Regions from separate parts of the Homo sapiens genome. Here region 2 is linked to region 1. A link is a contact called in ENCODE Hi-C or POLR2A ChIA-PET data. All regions are on one chromosome and are shown on one strand. Each heading gives the region's core, a stretch centred on a gene start or an enhancer-like site at or near the end of the contact. The rest is flanking DNA. Distances are from core to core; before and after follow the strand shown. Region 1 holds the start of YTHDF1 (YTH N6-methyladenosine RNA binding protein F1). Region 2 holds the start of CHRNA4 (cholinergic receptor nicotinic alpha 4 subunit).

Evidence for each region. Hi-C counts contacts between places; a loop is a spot of excess contacts on that map. ChIA-PET counts read pairs that join two places held with the same protein, here RNA polymerase II (POLR2A). Pooled maps may share reads with other maps.
Region 2: a pooled map shows a loop between it and region 1 (2.3-fold over the local background). The contact joins the promoter of CHRNA4 here to the promoter of YTHDF1 in region 1. A Hi-C loop is called at or near these places in 1 of 168 maps with a recorded cell type or tissue (dorsolateral prefrontal cortex) and 1 of 50 pooled maps. POLR2A ChIA-PET finds 5 or more read pairs at or near these places in 3 of 52 experiments (H1, PC-3 and T-cell).

The regions. Positions count from the first base shown.
Region 1 is chr20:63,212,251-63,219,738 of GRCh38, reverse strand. YTHDF1 (YTH N6-methyladenosine RNA binding protein F1) reads left to right here and starts at 3,608. Exons shown (of 5, transcript NM_017798.4): 1 at 3,608-3,873; 2 at 4,138-4,162; 3 at 5,796-5,875. The coding sequence starts at 3,847. RefSeq lists silencers at 3,256-3,535, 3,666-3,735.
Region 2 is chr20:63,358,240-63,365,727 of GRCh38, reverse strand. It overlaps CHRNA4 (cholinergic receptor nicotinic alpha 4 subunit), which reads left to right and starts at 4,379. Exons shown (of 6, transcript NM_000744.7): 1 at 4,379-4,638; 2 at 6,029-6,180. The coding sequence starts at 4,563. It overlaps LOC100130587 (a long non-coding RNA gene), which reads right to left and starts at 5,740. Exons shown (of 5, transcript NR_110634.1): 1 at 5,559-5,740; 2 at 3,787-3,910; 3 at 1,451-1,513. RefSeq lists an enhancer at 3,638-4,271.

The DNA.
Region 1 (7,488 bases), core at 2,359-4,858:
TCTTCGCACACGTGTGCATGTGTGTTGGGGCCAGGACACTCACTGGATGAGGCTGGAGCCCATGCCCTCCCTGGAGAGGGACGAGGTGGGTGGACGGCGGGTGTTGATACTCAGCAGCACTGTGGATCCCCAAAGTGCGGTTTCCCAACACGTGAGATGCAAGGGCAGATAGTGGAGACAGAGACTCATGCTTGCATGCACAGGCAGGCATCTGGAGGGCTCCCTCTCTGAGGGGTTTGGGGGTGGTGGTTTTTGCTTCCCACCTTATATCCTTTGAGTGCAAAGATAGCTTTTTAACCATGCGCCTGTGTGACTTTCAAATAAATAAAAACCCAAACCTTCCTAATGCTAGTCATGTTTAGACAATCCCATACCACTTGAGGGTGCTGCCAGGAGCGGGTACTGCTAGGAAGGGCTCTTGGATGAGCAACAGGTTCCCCGAGCAAGAAGGTTCCCGTCTGAAGGCAGACGGCCCACAGGGGATGGGCTCTTGTCTGTCATTGACGGCACAGGCTTAGAAATGGCAGGCTTTGTCTCAAGACCGCTGGGCCACCCAGAGGAGTGGCCAAAGCCCTCTGATCCGTTTCCATCCATGACATGAGGAGCTGCCTGCTCCCTGTGAGGGAGAGACAGTTGTCCCCTGACATTCGGTGCTGGGTGACCTCCCTTTTCCTGGCCGAGAGCTGGGCTGGGGTGTGAACCTGGGCAGGCTGGGCAGTGGACGTGGCCCTCCAAGGTTACAGGCAGCTCAACTCCTGGTTTTCTGTGACACCCTCCCAGGTCCTCAGGCCTGGCCAAGATAAAGGCTTTCCCCCCAGAGCTGGCCTGGGGACCTCAGCACCCCCTGCTGGTGCCACACCCCCTGCATTCAATTCACTTTAGGGCCCCCTGTTCCCGCCAACCAGACCTGTCCTGCCCCTGGGCAGCCCCCAGTCTCCTTCCATGTCAGGGTCAGCATGGAGCCTTCTGGAGTTCACAGCAAAAGCCTGGGTGGGTCCGGGCAGTGGCTGTGGGATCCTGCCAGCCTCTTCCCTGGCCAGTGGGGCTAGGCTGGCATGGTGGTGCCTCCTCAGGCCTCACTGTGGGGGCCTCTCCTTCCATCTACATTTGTGAGTAGAACCTACTCAGCCCCAGGAGTCACCCTCCAAAATCTCTCCATAGGCATCACTGTGAGGCCTCCCCAGTGATCTCTGTAGTGAGCTGAAGAGTGTACCCCCAAAACTCATGTCCACCTGGTACCTGCGTGACTTTATTTAGAAATAGGTTCTTTGCAGATATAATCACAAGACGATGAGGTTATCCTGGATTAGGGTGGGCTCTAAATCCAGATGAGTGTCCTTATAAGAAGAGACACAGGCACAGAGGAAAAGGCCATGAGGTGACGGAGGCGAGGAGGAAAGACCAGGAAGGGCTGCGGCCTCCACCGGAGGCTGGAGGAGGCTAGGATCCTCCCCGAGGGCCCTGGAAGGAGCTTCTGTCTCCACTTCAGCCCAGCAATACTGATCTGAGACTTCTGGCCTCCAGAACTGGGAGAGAATAAATTGCCGTTATTTTAAGCCCCCCAGTTCCGGGTACTTTGTTGAGATAGCTCCAGGAAACTGAAACACCTCCAGGGTCCTGCATTGCCGGCACTCAGCCATCTAAGAAGGCCCCTAAGCTCGGAGTGGCCACTTCCCGCAGGGCCAGTGCTGCCTCCTGTGACTGGCTGGGCATTTGTGGGTGAAGGCAGCAGGTAACAGCCAGTGTTGACAGAGCCCTGGCCTGACGCCAAGGGCTGCATACCCAGTTTCTTCCACACACTCATCCTGTGAAAGGGGAGTAATTAACCCACCACGGAGGAGGAAAGTAGGCCTGAGGCTGAAGGCCCTGTAACTGGCTGTGAGGCTCTGAACTCCAGTGGTGACCACTGCACCGTCCTGGCCCAGGGATGGGAGCTGGGTGAGAAGACAGACAGGGGCTCCAAGAGTCCGAGTGTCTACTCTGACCACCCAGACACCCCCTTGCTGCAGTCTTGGCCGCCAAACAGTTCAGTGTCCTGGGAAGCAGGCACTCAGGGCCTGCCCAGGATGCGCAGGCCTTATCACACAGAAGCAGGTGGCAGGGTGCCCCCAGGGACCCCACTGTCCCTACAATCCCCACACATCTTCTCCATGTGGGCCACCATCCTGGAAACGTGCTGTTCATTTTCGGATGTACCCCAAATGCACAGATTTCATCCTGGCCTGAGATGTCTGCCCATGGCCCAAACACATCAAAGTCCCAGGGGATCCAGATTCATCCTCAGGGCACCAGACATCCCCCAGCTCTGTTCCAGGGAAACAAGCCCAGCCCGCTTTCCCCAGCTTTAGGCGAGGCAGGGCTCCAGGGAGACCTGGAGCAACTTGGAGCAGCAGTCCTCTCTGTGGCTGACCGGCCTGCTGGGGGCAGTTTCCACCTCCTCCTGCAGCAGTGTGAGAGGCTGTCTGCTACCCCACTGATGCGGATGTCCAGGCTTGGAGCCGTCTTGGGACTCCATTGCCGTCCCTGCTGTCACTGTTCACCCTGCTTAGCGCATCTGCCCGGGCCCACTTTGTGGAAAACACTCATTTGACGTCAACCTGCCTGACACCCCATTCCAGGTCTTTCTCCTTTAGCAGGACCCAGATCCAGGCCACGTGAAGATGTTACAGCTGCCAGAGCTGGAAAGAAAAATATCAACCTGGAAGCCTCTGTAGGGAGTTAGCCACAAGGGTGGCAGGATTGGATACTGGCTGCAGGGAGCGAAATTCAACACCTTGACCAGAAGGGCGTCCAGGTTGGGGATGCTGAGGGGTTAGGAACTGAGAACTGGGCTCTCTTTGCACAGTTGCTGCTAAGAAGGGGCTGTCCATCCTCGAACAAAGATGACAAGTCCCCTGGCCCGGCCTAGGCTGGGGCACAGAGCACTGCTTTTCCTCCTGGTGATGAAATCGGGGTCAAGAATCTAACATGAGAACTTGGTTATAAGCCGGCGAGCCTCTCGCAGGTCCAGGGGTGCATCCACACAACAGCTGACCTCCGGGACCGGGCCCAGGGCTCCGCTGCGGCTGAAGGCCAGGGCCGCAAAGCGAACAAAGCCCGCAGGTCCCGCGGCAAGGGCCGAGGCGCGCGACCTGGAACACGCGGGGGCTCGGAGCTCTGGGCGGGCAGGTGTTTGCGCGCGGGGGAAGGGCAGACCGACCCCGGACAGACCCGTAGCCCAGCTGTCGGACCAGAACAGCGTTTAGTCTTCGGACCTTGGGGAAAACTACAGAGGCCTCAGTGCCGGTAGCGCGTCGGGGGTGCGGCTGTGGCCGGGGTGTGTGTGGGCGGCTGTACACCTGGCAGCAGCCCGCCAGCCCCTTCCCGCCAGGCCCCGCGGCGCCTCCGGACACGCCCCACGTGACTTCCCCGGCTCAGGGCTTCCCCGCCCAGCCGGCTGCGGTCCCCGCCCCGCCGCACGAGACTGGGACCTGAGAGCGAAATCCATCCCGTAAGACGGGAGCGCGCAGGCGCGAAGTGTGGCGGCCCGGCGCGGCGCTCCCGGCCTGCCCCGCGTGCACGCTGACGCCGCGCAGTCTCGTCCCCTGCCGCCGCCGTCGCCGCTGCTGTCGCCGCCGCCGCCGCCATTGGAGTCGACGCCTCCTCAGTGCGTCCGCGTCCCGGGCTCACCGCCGCTGCCGCCTCGCCAGGGGCCCGCGCGCCCAGCAGCCGCCGCCGCCGCCCGGCCGGCGCCCGGGGAATTGGCGGCGGGGCCCGGGGCCGCGCGAGCTAGGGTGACAGGCCCGGCCTCTAGGGGAGGCCCGAGCCGGCGGGCGCCCCGGCCCCGCGTCTAGTTGTTCATGAAGCATGTCGGCCACCAGCGTGGACACCCAGGTAGCGGGGCCGGGTTACAGGGGCCGCGGCCGGGGCCGAGGCGCGGGGTCTGGGTTGAGGTCCTGGGGCTGGAACGCAGAGCCCGGGGTCGCGGAGGCCGGGCCCAGGCGGGACCGGGGTCTCGGGGCCGGGGTCGCACGTGACCGCGCGTCGGGGCCGGCGGAGCTCGCGGCCCGTTGGAGACCAGTTCTCTGGTGAATAACTTTGTGTTTCCCTCTTCCCCCGGGTTGTGTGTACCCCACGTCCCGGCCTGCGGCGGTGCAGAGAACAAAAGGACAAGATAATAAAGGTGAGCGGAGTCCCGGGACGGCCGGCGCGGGCTGGAGTGGAGGAGGACGGGGAAGGAACGGTCCAGGAAGCTGCGTCTGGAACCGGAAACTTTCTCTCTTCCGCCAGCTTCAGGGAGATAAAACTTGAGGTTGTGCGACGATTCTGGGAGATTTGACAGGTCGAAGACAGGGGCTTCTCAAGAAGTGAATAAATGATTGCTCAGAGTAGTTTGGGCCCGTCTCTCCCCACCGCATGATCATGGATTTGCTTTGGGGAAGGGGAGGTAGGAGAGCCGGGTGGACATGGCCGCAGGGGTTGAGCGACTTGCCTTTTTCCGCCCAGCAGGGGCTGCTCTAGGAGAGGGGCAGTCCAAGGTTCTGCAGGCTAAGCTCCACATCCCCGGTAGTTGCAGCCCGTTTTCCAAGTCTGTTAGCATCTCCTGTGACATTATGGCTTGGGATAAACCCTCAGAGCGCACTCATGTGAAAACTGTTAAGTGACACTTCACGTTTACTTGGAACACTTTTTTAGCCAGTTTGTGTGTCAGCTCAGGTGTAACCAAATACGGTTCATCGTGTTTTAAGATTGGAAAAGGCCCAGCACTTTATTTACCTTTGCTTGCTTTTTCTGGCTGAGCATAATAACAGTGGGAAGGTAAGTGGTGTAAAAGGAAAACCAGTCTTGGGGCACCCAAATCACTGAGCCAAAGGGAGAAAGCTACGCTGAGAACTGCTGAGGGCAAACCTGCCTCCCATTCTATTCCTGAAAAAGATAGCTTCTAAGACAAAAAAAGTTACATACTTCCCCCACAGTTTGCCCACAAGGAAATTCCTGGTGGACAAAGGACAGAACTCAGAGTCATTCCTGCTCACTGAGATAAATGCTTATCTGATTGCTTCCTTTGGAAAGGCTAATCAGAAACTCGAAAGAATGCAGCCGTTTGTCTCTTATCTACCTATGACCTGGAAGCCCCCTCCCTGCTTCAAGTTGTCCCGCCTCTCCGGACCAAACCAATGTACATCTTACATTGATGGTTCTCATGTCTCCCTAAAATGTATAAAACTAAGCTGTCCCCCGACTACCTTGGGCACATGTTGTCAAGACCTCCTGAGGTTGTATCATGGGTGTGTCCTTAACCTTGGCAAAATAAATTTTCTAAATTAACTGAGACCTGTCTCAGATATTTGGGGTTCACTGTGGAGAGTCAGATAATAGCTCCCAACAGTCCTTCAGTTGCAGCCCCTTCCCTCCTAAGTTTTCTTCCCTCCGTTCTCCATACGTTTGGGCATACATTCTGCATTTGGGCTTTTGGAGGCTCCACTTCTTTTTGCCACACATAAGTCTTCTTAGACCATGTCAGTTTTCACCCTGGTTATGTGTTCCTTGCATTATGTGTTAACACTTGATTTGGTTAATCTCACCAAATTACGATTAAGCCTTTATTTAAAATTTATCCTAAATTATTGAAAGTTTCCCGTCCCCCTTCTAATTAGTTGTATAAACATCAGTTCTATACTGGTTGTACTCCTTTTAAAATTAAAGCATAATTTCTGCTAGAAATAGATGGAAATAGACTTTGCTAACTTTGCCTTCCAAGCTTAAAAGTAATCTTTTAAAATTTGAGGGTAATATTTTGCAACTTTTTGTTCTAGTACAAAATGGTTCGTTACATCAGAAGGATACAGTTCATGACAATGACTTTGAGCCCTACCTTACTGGACAGTCAAATCAGGTGAGTTTATTTTGTTAGCATATATTTGTTTTTAAGTTGGTTTTAATTGTTTTGTACCTTTACTGTCATTTCTGATTTTTAAATTATCCTAAACAACAAAGCAGCAGACTATAAAGTATTAGGAATGATAGACTGCTCATGAAGATGTGACTCCTGTTAACCTTGGGCATCAGTGGGGTGAAAATGATTTTCCCTGTGGAGGAGGCGGCATCCCACTGGGGCTGGGATGCAAACAGGTCTAGTTGGCTCTAGTGTTTGTGGGTCAGTGGTGTGTCTTGCCTTTGACGCAGTGGAGGTGTGTGTGTGTTTCTGAAGCTTCCTGGTTATTCTTAGCTCTGGATGATTGGAATTGTGGTCTGGGGAGGCAGCTAAGAGCTGGGCTGTGGAGCGACTGTGGAGCCAGAGGCCGCCTGGGTTTCAGTCCTTTTTTTGAGACAGCGTCTCACTCTTGCCACCCAGGCTGGAGCGCAATGGCGTGATCTCAGCCTGCTGCAGCCTCTGCCTCCCGGGTTCAAGCATTCCTCCTGCCTCAGCCTCGGGAGTAGCTGGAATTGCAGGCACCCACTACCACGTCTAGCTAATTTTTGTATTTTTAGTAGAGACGGGGTTTCACCATGTTGGCCAGGCTGGTCTCAAACTCCTGACCTCAGGTGATCCACCCGCCTCGGCCTCCCAGAGTGCTGGGATTATAGGCGTGAGGCACCGCGCCCAGCCTGGTTTCAATTTTAACTCCACCACTGACTGGCCTGTGTCCATGGCTTGCCTTCTCTTGCCTCAATTTCCTTTTCTGTAGAAGAGAGAGAGTAGTAACTGTTTGTAGAATTGTTGGGAGGATGACATCAGATGGTGCACATAAAGCGCTGAGACAGTACCTGATACAGCAGGGCCCAGTGAGTCATAGCTGCCCTGTTTTCTTAGGTAATTCAGGCTTTCTCTGCCTTGGCACTGTGGACATTTTGCACGGGAACATTCTGTTTTGGGGGCTGTCCTGTGCATTGTTGGATGTTTAGCAGCCTCCCTGGCTTCCCACCCACTAGATGCCATTAGCAACTCCTTCTCCCCATCCCCAGTTGTAGCAAGCAAAACTGTCTTGGTGGATGTTTTTTGGGGGATACAGTTGCCCTGGTTAAAATCTACTGGGAGCTGCTCTCTCTCCTCTGTGCTGCTGTTGCAGCAAAACTCCCAAGAGAAGCGGTATCTGTTTATGTCTAAGAGTCCAACTCGGGAATCAGACTTCCCCTGCCTCACTTTCCTACCTCCAGGCCGTTGGCTTGGATGAGGGGCTGCACCTCTGTGAGCTCCTCACTTTGGTGAGCAGGCCTCATGGGGCAGCACAAAGCAGATGCTCTGAGTGCTCCATTTCGTGTGCTGTGATTCACATTCCTTCCTCCGCCACTCCAAGTAGCCCTCAGCTACTGGGCATGTTTACTTTAAAGTAAAACCAGGCTTCACCTCTTCTCTGTGAAGGAATAAAACTAGTCTGCCCTTTTCTGAGGTGTCTTAGAACTTCTTAGAATGTTCCTTCATCCCCCTCCCTCCTACTGCACTTGGCGAATCAAGCAGCTTAGAGACCAAGAAACCTTGTACAGGTGGAGCCTCGGCAGCGCTGCCCC
Region 2 (7,488 bases), core at 3,130-5,629, 150 kb before region 1:
AGGGGTGCTTGGGGGCCACCAGGCGGTGAGCATGACCCCCGGGTCCACGGGAGGGCGAGGAGGCCTTCCCAGACTCACGGAGGCTACAGGACAGAGTTACTCTCCGCCCGTCCTGGTGGATGACAGGGAAGTCAATGTGGTGAGAACTGACAGCATTGAGTCTCCGGGGCCCCAGCGTTTCTGCTCCCACCTGTCCTGAACCCTCCTCAGTCCTCTCCTGGGCCCCGTGACTCCTTGCAGACATGGGTCCTCACTCCAGGGAGGGGTGAGGTGGCCGCTGGTGACAGGCCTGCTCTGGGCCAACCCTCCCTTAGCCCTTGGACAGGCATCCGTCCATCTGTCCACGTGGTCACTGTGGCCCAAGAGCCAGGCTTCGCCTGCCAAGCCCAGACCTGCCCTCAAGGACTGGCACTGTTGGCAGGTGGGGGACAGGGGAGGCCAGCAGAGAGCAGACGCATGACGTTTGGTGTGAAGAGTGCCAGGAAGACAGTCGGGCAGAGCAGGTGGGGGAGTGCTGCCCTTCCCCGGGCTTCCCCTTTCTCTCAGGGGTGCTGGGTGGGACAGAGTTTCCACAGAGCACGGTAGGGATGGGCGAGGCCCAGCTGCAGGAGGGGGAGGCCCTTGGGGGGGATGGGAGCACAGGCAGGGCCCCCTGTCCATGGGCTGAGCCCACAGCGCGTCCCAGCACTGGGACCTGGGGCTGGATGCCTCCTGCCTCCCACAGCCATCTCCTTGGGTGCGGCTCAGGCTCAGCTGGTGCCCCGCAATGCTCACCTTTACTACAAACCCTCGGTTACCATGGGCAGGTAGACAGCAGTGAGGGAGAGAGAAAAATCACCCCCAGAGCCGTGCTCCCAGGGGAGCTGCTTTGCACCGTAGCCAGTGGCAGCCTGGAGTTGGTGGTGACATGGGGAGGGTGGGGGGCAGGGGCTGGTGTCTGCAAGGGCCTGGTTGTGTCCCCCAGGGTGGGGGGCGGGGGCTGGTGTCTGCAAGGGCCTGGTAGTGTCCCCCAACCTACCCGCAAGCCCCCTAGGGCGGCTCAGGCCACAGAAAAGCTGTGCCCCCAAATCTGGTCTCACTGGACTTTGAATCCAGAGTTTTTGTTTCCTTTGAAGCAGCAATTTCAGGAGCAGCAGAGGCAAGGGCCAGGATGTGGAGTAGGAATCTAATTCAGCCTCGGTGATTACTGGGTTCCCACAACCAGCGCTCTCCAGCGGGCGCAGGTGGGAGGGAGGGGCTGTGCAAATTAATGAGTTAGACCTGATTAATCTTGCTGCATTAGCAAATCCAAAGGGAAAGCCAGTGAGGTTGGACAGATGTGTGTGAGCGTGTGCACTCGGCCGCAGGGCTGTGTCACCAGAGCCCCGGGCGTCCAGCTGACCCGGCCTGGCCCCTGGCTCCGGGAGAGACAGGCCTGCTGGCCCTGGCTGAGCTCTCAGAGTGAACTCACCTGCAGGAATCCACCAGGGAGAGCCGCCGGCTTGAGACCGCTTGACCCTGTGGAAGCCTGGGCCTGTTTTGTTAGAAAAGTGAGGAGGAGACAGAAAAGGCAAAGCTGGCTTAGTCTCAGAGCCTCTGCTAGGCTCCTGCCGAGGCCCACGGCCTCTTCCCCTGCACCAACGGGGGACAAATTCCAGCCCCTGCCCCAGGCCAGGACACCAGGTTCGGGCTGAGCCCTGGCTGCGGTGGGGAACCCTGACCCTCCACATCAGCCCTGGGCCAAGTGGCTCTAAGCTGACATTTCTCCGGGCACTCTGGGGCCGCCTGCATCAGAGCTGCCAGCAATGGCTGGTGGAAGCCACAGATTTGGAGGCCTCACCCCAGACTGAACAGTCTCTGAGGGTGGAGCTCCAGAATCTGGAGTTAAACAAACGCCCCCACGCACGGCTGAGTGGACACCCGTGGCCCTTCAGGGATTCACCCAGCTCACCACACGCCCCCCGCTCTGCTGTGACCCCAGATAATCTCCACAGGAGGCCTCGATTTTAACAAGTCCAGGGGGAAACCATGAGCCCAAGTGCAGGAGCAGGGGTGTCCTCTTCCCAAAGAGGTCTTTGGTTTGCCACGGGAGGGTGAGGCACCCACGAGGGTGTGGAACCCACGAGTGGACATCACTTTATCAGCAGAAGAGCCCCGTTTCGGCCAGCTGCCAAGTCAGAGAAACGATAACCCCGTGTCACAGGGGCTCCAGCAGGGACCGCAGCACGGCTGGCCTCTCCACTCACAAAAGAATGTGGATTTGGCTCTGCCAATGGCATTTGCTCTGCGACACCACAGGCAGGGGCTTCTCACCAAGGTGGGGCCTGAACCAAAGGGCAGAGGCCAGTCTATACCATGCGGGAACCGCTGGCCTTGCCACCTCTCTGTCCCCTTCCTAAGCAGAGAGCCTCATGGGCTGTGCCGCAGGGAGCGGGGGTGGGGTTCTGTGAGTGGGTCAGAGGTCAGAGGTCAGCAGGCTGCCCTCACGGGGCCTCGGGGGACTTTGCTCTTCTCCCCTCCCTGTGTTTACCAGCTGCTTGCTCAGCCCAAATATCCATCCAGCTTGGAACCTTCTAGTTCCTGGCACAGAACTGGCCCATGGAGGGGCTTCATGTAGGCCAGAAGGACCAGGGTCTTGCACTGCCCAGGGGCTTGGGAAGAGCAAGGAGAGGAGGAGGAGGAGAGGGAATCCTTCCTTGGGGGACTTCAGTCTGCCTAGGGAAACAGGCCCTTGAAACCATCGAGGGTTGGATCTGCAGGGTGGTCTGAGGGAGAGCCGTCAGCAGGGTGGGTGGCAGACACCCATGGCTCCAGGAAAGAGTTCAGGAAAGTAGACCTGGGATCTCCCAGGAGGCTGTCCCAGTGAGGGCACGTCAGCCCAAAACTACATCTGAGGCCAGCAGGAGGCCGGGGTGCAGACCCTAAAGCCAGATGGCCTGGGTTGGAATCCCAGTACTGACTGTGAGCTTCGGCAAGTCGCTCGGCCTCTCCGCACCTGTGTTATCTCTTTGGTAACGTAGGGACAATTGAAGAGGCCACCTCAAGGGGGCCGTGGAAGTGCAGGGGGTCCCTGCATCCAGCTTGCTTGGACCAGCATGTGGGAAGGCCACAGAAGCAGGGCAGGTGTTGTCGCTGGACCAGGCAATTCAGGAGGGCAGTGTCGTCGTTGGACCAGCCACTGTGCAGCGGCTGTGTGTTCTGAAAGCTCTAATTGTAGGCACTGCCCACAGAGCGGACAGACAGCTCTGGCCAGTGAGGAAGAGCTCCTGCCCGTCCCAAAGCAGGTGTATGAGGAGCCATGAGCTCAACCTGGAACCAGAGGTGGGCAGGGAGGGGGGAGAGGGGTGGGCAGGAGCAGTGGCTGCTCAGGGAAGCTGGGGGGAGGAGGAGAAGGAAGGTAGGGGGTAGGGACAGGGGAGATGGGAGAGCGATGGGAGGGGCAGGAGCTGTAGGGCTCCAGAGGCCTGTGCTGGAGAGGGGGTTGCTGCAGGGAACTCCTGACGGAGCCCCCTCGCCCGACCAGCAGCCTTGCAGCCTTGGAGGGAGGGGCGTGAATGCGGAGGGTCACCGGACCTCTCCAGCCCCTTCTGCTCTGCCTTCCATTACCGACGACGGAAATCTCCGTTTTCGGGGGCTGTGTCCCAGCTGCAGAGCCTGAGGCTGGGCCAGGGGCGCGGCTACAGGGATGGCCGGGTCTGATGTTTCTGCAGAGCCTCGCCCTCTCCTCCTGCACACGAGATTCAGCCGCACAAGGCGCCCCTCCTCCAACGCACCTGCTGCTCTGTGGGCGGCCACCTCGGCACCCACCTGAGGGCGGGGCCCCTCCCTGGGGACCGTGCGCCTGGGCTCCCCTCTGGACGCCTCTTGGGTCTCTGCGGAGGTACCAGGGAAGGCGGGGGCTGCAGGCGGACAGAGAGTCCTGAACGGCTCGCTGGGGAACAAGACCAGAGACGCGATTTTCAGGCTGCAGACACCGGCTGGCGCGATGGAGTAACCCAGATGTGCTAGGGGTGCCCCTCCTTGCGCCGGATCCCCTAGATGTGCCCCCCACCCCTGCAGGCAGGGAGCGGGCGCCCAGGCTGGAGATGTGGGGAGGGAGGTCAGACTGACTCCGGGACCCCCCAGTCGCACTCAGTGACCCCGGGGTCCCCGTCCCCGGCTCAGGCACGTCTCGAACCCCAGGAGAACAAGGAAACTTTACCCCCGCCCGGGGCCCAGCGCAGCCTCCCCGTCCCCCTGGGCGCGCGGTCCATCCCTGCTCATTCTCCCTGGCCCTTGCTCCCTCCTCCCTTTTCACTCTCCGTTCCCTCCCCCTCCCCTGCTCCCCCTCCTCCCCCCTCCCCTGCTCCCCCTCCCAGCCGGCTGAGGCGGGCAGGGCCGGGCGGGGCCGCGCCACGGAGCCCACAGCCCGGCGCTCCCTGCCGCGCCGCCGCCGCACCGCGCCCCACAGGAGAAGACGAACCGGGCCCGGCGGCCGAAGCGGCCCGCGAGGCGCGGGAGGCATGAAGTTGGGCGCGCACGGGCCTCGAAGCGGCGGGGAGCCGGGAGCCGCCCGCATCTAGAGCCCGCGAGGTGCGTGCGCCATGGAGCTAGGGGGCCCCGGAGCGCCGCGGCTGCTGCCGCCGCTGCTGCTGCTTCTGGGGACCGGCCTCCTGCGCGGTAAGTTACGGGGCGCGGGATGGGCCCCCTTTCGCCCGCGTTCGGATGGCCTGGGACCCCCAGAGCCAGAGGGAGGCAGGCTCCTGACTGCGGTCCCAAGCCGCGGGTGCGCGCGACTGGGCGACCGCGAGGCTCCCCATCCCCAGCCGCACAGGCTGCGCTCGCACCCGGGCTGAGCCAGGCGAGGAGGGAGTTGACCGCCGGCGAATGCGGAGGGCTGGGAAAGGGGCTTTCCGCGGGGTGTGGGGGGTTCCGCTGCTATTTCAGGGCTGGCCCCAAAAGCTCGAACTTGAGCAGAGGTGGGGCCACCTTCGCCCTTCCCCCATCCATCCAGCTAAATTTCCCTGAAGACCCCCATGCCTGCTTCCTCCGGTTTAGGGGATCAGAGGGGTGGCCTCTGCCCTTGGCGGCCGCCACCCACCTTTTCTGCAGGAAGGACAAGGTCGCGGGTGGGGACTCTGGGCTGGGAGTCAAGGCTCCCAGGGGTGTAGAACTGACCCCTCCCCCTCCCCGAGTCCTGTCTGCGCTCTCAGGCCAGCGGGACCCACCAGGGAGGTGGAGGTCTCCCCCTCCGCCCAGACCCGCCCCTTATGGCAGCGCCCAGGACAGGCGGGGAATGCCTCAGATCCTGGGGCCCCGGACCTGGAGCACAGATGGACCTAGGGCTGTGCTCCTCCAGAGCGACTCATCAGGGGCGTTCTGGGTCTGCCCAACAGCACGGGCAGGCTGGGGTGCGGAGGGGGCTGGCACCTCGTTGGGGTCTGCATCTGAAACACTCCTCGGGCATCAGGGGATTGATGAACCAGGGGAGGTTCCGTAGGAAGCGGGCGCTTGTGGGGGCCCGATCCTCCTTCCCCTTCCTCCCTCTTCCTGCCTGGGCTGGCCCCGCTGCCCTGTACTCCCTCCTTTGCTGCTGTTACCCCCGAGTGTCCTCTGACTCGCCAGCTGCTAGAGACACAGCCCTTCCCTGGAAGTCAGTGTGACAGGAGACCCAAAGCAGTCCTCGGCCCATCCGCCGCCTGGTTTTGTGGTGCGGTCAAGGTGCTGGGAAGGCCTCCGTGGGCTGAGGGGCCTGGGAAGCTTCCCCGAGGAAATCACAATTACACCCAGGGGTGGGAGAGAGCCGGAGGCCAAGAGAGGTCAGCGCACGCCACGCCCGGCACACACACACACACACACACACACACACACAGCACACGCCCGGCACACACACACACACAGAGCGCACGCCCGGCACACACACAGGTCCTGGGGTGGGAAGGGCTCATGTGAGGAGCTGAAAGGAAGTGGACGTGCTGGGCAGGGGGCTGGGGCAGCCTGGAGAGCTCCTGGACAGCTCCCGGCTCCTGTCCCGCCTGCACCTGAGCCACTGGCCTGCCTCTCCCCGCAGCCAGCAGCCATGTGGAGACCCGGGCCCACGCCGAGGAGCGGCTCCTGAAGAAACTCTTCTCCGGTTACAACAAGTGGTCCCGACCCGTGGCCAACATCTCGGACGTGGTCCTCGTCCGCTTCGGCCTGTCCATCGCTCAGCTCATTGACGTGGTAGGTGAGGGCGTGGCCATCGTGCACTGTGACTGAGGTCGCCCTGCAAGGAGCACAGGGGTCTGGGTGGGCAGAGGGGACACAGCCATCAACACTCCCCGTGGCTGTGAGTGTCCGGCCCGGGCTGGTACGTCAGAACGACAGCCACCAGCTCTGCCCCGCCTGAGCCCCAGCCAAGGGTTGATTCAGAGCGTCCCAGCCAGGCCCTGCCCTTTCCTCCCCCTTGACGTGGGAACACTCCAAGTGGCCAGGTTCTCAGTACAGAGCCCAGGCACCTTCGGAAGCAAAGAACAGCAAAGGCCTTGCTTGGGGGTGGCGGGGCACGCTGTGACCTCGGAGCAACAGGGACAACCGGCCGGGGCAGGGGCCGGGGCAGGAGCAGGCACTGTGGTGTCCCGGCAGCACCCCAACCTTAGCTGGCCCCAGAGGCCCCTCACCCACAGATCTGGAATGTGGGGTTTGGGGGAGTCTTGGGCGAAGTCTGTTTGTCTGAAGATATGTTCTTTCTGGTGGGGGGCCCAAGAAGGCTGCTGGGAGGAAGCCTACTGGTCCAGCCAGGCCCCTGCAGCGTGGGCCAGTGCACATGGAGCCCCAAGGCAGGATAGGAACCAGGAGGCTTCGAGGCTGAGAGAACTGAGCTGCGGGAGGCTCGGCCTTGTGCTCGGTTGAGATGCTTGGTTACCTACCCAGGCCTGAGCCAGACTGTCTGGGGGTCTCGGCGGCCCTGGAGGGGCCGGGTAAGGGGCAGCAGAGACATTTCCACGTTTCCCAGCCAGGCTCAGCCACTCCAAATGGGGTGAGACCATCCCTCAGGGTACCTGGCTGGGTGGGGGTGCATAGCCTGGGGGCTGCCACCATGGAGGAGGGCAGGTTGGGCAGGCCATGGTCTCTGGGAGCTGGCCCACTTGCGAGTGGGCAGCCAATGGCCAGCTGAGCTGCAGGGGCTCGTCTTCCACACTGAAGTCCGCCAGCTCCAGCCCTGCTGCCAAATCCCAGCTCGCTGGTCCAGGGAGGGCACCCCCACATGGGGAGGCATTTGTATGCTGTAGAGGCCCAGCCCACACCTTGCCAGGATGCCAAGCCTGGGTCTGCCGCTGAGGGAGGAGCCACCGGGTTGCGGGAGAATTTCCTCTCTTTGGGAGGCTGGTGCCGTGCGTGTTGGGTAACCCTGGGCCTGGGGCCTGTGAAACGGGGTGAGAGCTGCTTCACTATCCCAGGCTGAGTGGGCCACACCCCAGGGGCTTTTGGGAGGTGTGGGGAGCTGCAGCCACATTCCCGCGGACAGGCTGCTCAGTGGTGGCAGTTGCC